Linked DNA regions of Mus musculus: region 2 is linked to region 1. A link is a loop called in an ENCODE intact Hi-C map of the cell type or tissue named here. Cell type or tissue: heart. All regions are shown on one strand. Each heading gives the region's core, and the rest is flanking DNA. Links, peaks and the distances in the headings are about the cores only.

Region 1 (2,912 bases), core at 322-2,821:
TCTGACCAAAGCAACTTAGGGAGGAAGGGGTTGGCTTGTAGTTCCAGGGTACAGTCTGCCATGGAAGGGAAATAGTGATGGTGGCTGGTTGTGTTGTATCCCCAGTCAGGAAGCCGAGAGTGAATGGATGCTGGTTCTCAGCTCTTGTTTTCTGTTTTATTCAGTCCAGGATCCAGCCTATGAGATCGTGCCATCCACACTCAGAGTGGATCTTCCCAACTCAGTTAAACATCTCTGGAAATGTCCTCCTACACATGGCCAGAGGTGTGTGTCCACCGTGATTTCAAATCCAGCCAACATTGGAGATTAATTATCTCAGTGGCTTTACCGTCATCTCCTCAAGTAGCCCTGGGCTAGGCCCATCTACTAAGTTACCGAGCTCTGTAGGAGGCACCTGTGCGTGGGCAGAGCTTCCTGTTACACTTCCTGTCATAGCGGTGTATGAAGTGGAAACTTACAGCTTCCTTGGGGTCAGTTGTGTTGGATGGTGTTTTGCTGGGGCAAACATGTGAAGGAGTGTTTTCCTGGAGTGGACACAGGTGAAAGACTCAGGCAAGACGCGTGAAGGAACGTTTCACTGAAGGAGATACAGGAGAGAGGATGTTCTGCTAAAGCAAACCTGTGAAAGGACTCATGATGAAGGATTCTTTGCTAACAACACTCATGTATTGGTCAGACTTACATTGTGCAGTTAAGCTCCATTTGTCGGGACTTTGAGAACTCGGGCTGATTGGATGTGTGTGCTGAGGCAAGGCACGTGGAGGACACGCGATGTTTGGAGGGTATAAAGGGGGCTCGATGGAGTGATGGAGACAGAGCTTGGCTTGCTGGTGCATCTAGCTGTGCAATGCTTGTGGGTCTCAAGTCTTCATTGATCTTTGCTTCCCTGAGAGAGGCACAGCTGAGAACTTCTCCTGGTGTTCCTGCTGTCCCTCCTGATGACTTGAACTGAAGCTGAGGCCTGGCTGTTTCTGCTAGGTTGTGTCACCATTGTTGCTAACCCAACTCTACTGAACTGGTCTGTGAAGTGTTTGCAAATGGATCAAGCTGCCGCTGCCTGCTAATCTGTGAACTGAACTGCCCATTTCCTGACAACATAGACAGGAGTTGCTCCAAAGAACCTTTTTAAACGGTTCCACTTCCCTCACATTCTTTCCCACTACCTCTGGTGGATGGTGGGCTACAAGGGAGGTTAAAGTGTTTAAGAACCATCATTAAGAATAAGATATGGGGGGCTGGAGAGATGGCTCAGCGGTTAAGAGCACTGACTACTCTTCCAAAGGTCCTGAGTTCAAATCCCAGCAACCACATGGTGGCTTACAACCACCCGTAATGAGATCTGGCGCCCTCTTCTGGTGTATCTGAAAACAGCTACAGTGTACTTACATATAGTAAATAAATAAATACCAAAACAAAATACAAACAAACAAACAAACAAAGAATAAGATATGAAAATACTAAAGTTACAGATGTCTGTCTACTTGGGTTCATGGTCAAGGTGGTCTGCAGCAGTCTAAGATGGATCGCCTGTATGTACTTTCTCAATATTTATTTATTTGTATTTCATGTGTATAGTATTTTGCCTACATGTACATCTGTGCACCACATGTGTGTCCATTGCCCAAGAAGGTTAGAAGAGGGCATTGGATCCCCTGGAACTGGAATTACAGATAGTTGTGAGCTGCCCCATGGGTGCTGGGAATCAAACAGGGGTCCTCTGCAAGATCGGCACATGCTTTTTACCACTGAACCATCTCTCCAGCCGTGTGCTTGTGTCTTTGAACTGAGCTAGGGGACTGCCAAGGGTGCCAAGGTCCTGGAGGAAGGAGTTCCCGGGATTCATTGTGTGTCAGGCCTTAGGAATACAGTCATAAATACCAGGCTACATTCCTGCCTTCTTGGGCTGGAGTTTAGCATGCAGAAAAATACAAGAACTGTAATTACCCGGTTATGCGGGTCAGGGTGTGGTATGGTTGCCCATGAGATGCGTGTGTGTGTGTGTGTGTGTGTGTGTGTGTGTGTGTGTGTGTAACAGGAAGAGGCCAGGGAGACTGAATGAGCCCTAAAGGATGAGGAATGGGGCACATGTGTGTGCACATGTATGTGTGTAGCGTGCCTGCTGCTAACTTGTGAACGTCTTAGAGACCTGTTAGGAAGATTGCTTAGATGGTGGTGCATCGATGGATGGATGGATGGATGGATGGATGGATGGATGGATGGATGCCTGGCTCGATGGCTATATGGATGGATGGATGGATGGATGGATGGATGCCTGGCTCGATGGCTATATGGATGGATGGATGGATGGATGGATGGATGGATGCCTGGCTCGCTGGCTATATGGATGGATGGATACATAATTGAGTCTTCCATGCAATGAGAATGTGACTCTTGTAGTTGACACAAATGACTGTTGCAGAAAATGTTAGGAGCTTAAGAAATGAAGTACTACTCAGCTATTAAAAAGAATGAATTTATGAAATTCCTAGGCAAATGGATGGACCTGGAGGGCATCATCCTGACTGAGATAACTCAATCACAAAAGAACTCACATGATATGTACTCACTGATCAGTGGATATTAGCCCAGAAATTTAGAATACCCAAGATATAAGATACAATTTGCGAAACACATGAAGCTCGGGAAGAACAAAGACCAAGGTGTGGATACTTTGCCCCTTCTTGGAATTGGGAGCAAGGCACCCATGGAAGGAGCTACAGAGACTGAGTTTGGAGCTGAGACGAAAGGATGGACCATCTAGAGGCTGCCATACCCGGAGATCCATCCCATAATCAGCCTCCAAACGCTGACACCATTGCATACACTAGCAAGATTTCGCTGAAAGGACCCAGATATAGCTGTCTCTTGTGAGACTATGCTGGGGCCTAGCAAACACAGAAGTGGATGCTCAC
Region 2 (2,912 bases), core at 194-2,693, 49 kb before region 1:
TAAGAGTTAGTACAAGGGAGGAAAGCTTGGTCAAGAATGTCAGATGGCAGGGAGGGGTGCAGAGGGGACGAGTTCTTCACACTCCCAACAGCTGTCCCTTGTTTAATGACCTATGATCTAGGAGGGTATTCTGTGGCCGCAGGTGGCCTGCTTTGAAAATGATCCTCTGGCTTTGGAGGAAGTTTTTTTTTTTTTTTTTTTTTTCTGTTTCTGCACAGGGGATGGGGGTGGGGGTTCCACACCCCCAATCTTGGAGGAACTGTGTTCGTAATATGACTCCCATTTCCCTCTACCTAGCTGTTATATAAGCTTCTTTGGGAAACCGGTGACTGTGATTGATGGGACCACATGGGACGTTTACAGATATTATATCTGCATGTCCCTGTCCTTTGTGTGTGTCCCCTGGGCCCCTCCCCACACTGGCATTCTTACCTACAAGTAGTCTGGCTTCTCTGGGTTCACGTGTCTAACAGGAGGCTCAGTGTGGATGACTGATGTGTTCATGGGCTTCCTGTGTCCACTGAACCATCGACCCCTTTGAAATCCATCTCTTGGAAGCCTAAGGAGGCCATCTCACCTTTACATGAAGCGCCAACCCCAAACATCAACCCATCATCTGCTTGGAATGGACCTGACAGGTTGTGTTGTCAGATGCGGGCTCCAGACATGCTCAGCAAAATCCTTATTCTGTTGGATGCTTTCCCAGCCCAGTCAGGATTGGGGCTCCTGGGAAACTGTCTACCACACCGCTGGCCCTTGTCTCTTTGCAGCCTGATGGGTGGTTATTGAGTATAGGGGAGAGGGACCCCAACATTGTTCTAGGGCTGGCCTCTGATTTTGCATTAGAAGTTTTTTTCCCTCAGGCCTGGCTGACAGCATCCCTATATTACCTGCCCACAAGTCTGATTCTACCTGAGGCTGAAGCAACCAGTGTCCTCAACTAGTCCAAGGAAATGTCATTGGTGCCCCAGAGCTGACCATGATTCATCTCCAGAGAGAGCCCGGGCCATGGGTTATCTGGTCACTCTTTATTCCGATGAATTATGAATTCTGCCTCTCTTCTTTATAAATGTGAAACCCTGTAAATGAGCTTCAGGGTCACCATTAAGAGATCTGAATGAAGTGACATGTCTGGGAGAAGTAGAGTTGAGGAGCAGTTCCTTGGGGACCCTGGTCCTCCATCAGGTTTAGAACCAGGAGGCCTGGGTATGGTGACTGTGCCCAGAGTCTAAAGGGGTCATTCTTGCAGGAGTAGGACAGTCAGTGCACCGAGTCCCCTGACGGTGGGGCCGGAGGGACAGAGGAGATTGCTAATTCGGATATCTGGAGCAAGTCTCCTTGCTCATGCGTGGAGCATCTCGAGCTCTCGAGGGTGATGTTATGCAGCTGTACTGTGGGAGGGCGGGGGTGTGCATCCCTTTAGTGAAGAAGCAAGCCCTGAGTGAGAGCTGGAAGGGAGGAGGCACCGCCCGCCCCGCCGCCGCTGCCCACCCGGGCTGTTTGTTTTGTTTTCTTTTTCCCCTCATGCTCAGTGGCACAGGAAACACGAGGAGAAAAGCACTCGTGGCCCTTCCTCCCGCAGCGCCTGCCAAGACCGCCGAGAAGAATAGCCGAGGAACTGGGAGAAAAAGCCGAACATTTTAACAGTGTGAACTTTGAAACGCTCTCTCTCTGACTCATGTTCGACAGTCTCTTCAATTCGAATTCACCTTCCCTCGTGTTGTTTTTCTCAAACTGGTAGGCTTGATTCCAAAGATGTGTCAATCAGCTGCTCCCTCCTGTGTGTGTGTGTGTGTGGTGTGTGTGTGTGTGTGTGTGTGTGTGTGTGCGCGCCTGTGTGCGTGTGCATGTGTGTGTCCTTTCTCCCAAGTCAACACACATGAATGCTGTTGGAACCCAGCCTTGACCTTCTTCCCTTCCTCAAGGCTGGCCTTCCACTTAGACCTGTTGAGTCTGTAATGGCCTTTGTAGGGGAAAGTCCGCATATTGATAATAGTCTTCTGCAAGAGGCCACAACCCTTCCTGGGGTCCCTAGACCTGCATCTTTAAAAGCATCCTTGCCGCACTTTAAGATATTCTGGGTAATAAGGAACTGGGTTATATAATATATGAGGTGTGTTGGTTTGGCTAGCTGGAGTCCAGCGTCTCATTGTTCAAAGGACCCCTTATTCATCTCCTTTACCACCAAGCACTGGCTGCATGTAGAGACTGCCTTCAGAGCACCTTGGCTTCAGTCTCCTGGCTCCTCAGACAGAGGGAAGAGAAAGCTTCTGGTTGGGCCAACTTAAGGCCTAGGCCTGCCCTAGAACCAATCCCTGTCTGGGCTCAGGCCCTTACCAAGACCTCTGACCAATCAGGGCTCAGGATAATGAAGGAGTTCTAAGACCTCCCATTACTGTGCTCTTCTCAGGAGTACGCTCAGTAGCAGGAGCAACCCCACCAACAGCCTTTCATCTGTTGTGCCTCCTGCTATCCCATGGCTCCGCTTCCACTGAGCACTCTTCCCCTTAAGGGCCAATCTCACGGTGCCCAGATGCGCACCCTGGTCCCTTCTCCTCAAGGCAGCAAGGATGAGTGTGTGCATAGAGAAGAACCAAGTTAAGACTCTGCCAGCCTGGGGGATGGGGGGTAAGGTGACGACACCTTGGTGGCCTGTTCCCGCTTCTCCCAGGGCCCAATGCCTTGGCCTTAAACTTCCTGTTGGTCACAATTGAGCTATTTTGGTATGTGGCCCAGATGTTGGGGAAAGTCAGTACCCCACCCTACTTCCCCTGGACTCAGTTTTCTCACACTTGCACACACTTCCTGATGACCTCATTGCCTGCGCAGACCCCCATATCATACCCCCAGCCCAGTCCCTTTATGAGCTGAGGTCTCACAGGCCTGTGTGATGGTTCATTGATACTTTCACC

The links. Hi-C counts contacts between places; a loop is a spot of excess contacts. Peaks named below come from ENCODE experiments on the same cell type or tissue, not always from the same donor. Only the 100,000 strongest peaks of a DNase experiment are listed, where the experiment ranks them.
Region 2: it touches region 1 in a loop (2.8-fold over the local background); 10 of 42 quality-filtered maps call a loop at or near these places.

The regions. Positions count from the first base shown.
Region 1 is chr2:158,735,104-158,738,015 of GRCm38, forward strand. The region is part of intron 2 of Ppp1r16b (protein phosphatase 1, regulatory subunit 16B); the gene reads left to right. Among named protein-coding and RNA genes, the nearest start is that of Fam83d, 32 kb to the right of the region's middle. In heart, for the core only: a CTCF peak has its summit at 1,358 (motif pointing left); a DNase peak (open chromatin) is centred at 398.
Region 2 is chr2:158,686,540-158,689,451 of GRCm38, forward strand. All of the region lies in intron 1 of Ppp1r16b (protein phosphatase 1, regulatory subunit 16B), which reads left to right. Among named protein-coding and RNA genes, the nearest start is that of Ppp1r16b, 21 kb to the left of the region's middle. In heart, for the core only: a CTCF peak has its summit at 1,279; a DNase peak (open chromatin) is centred at 1,432; H3K27ac peaks cover 836 bases.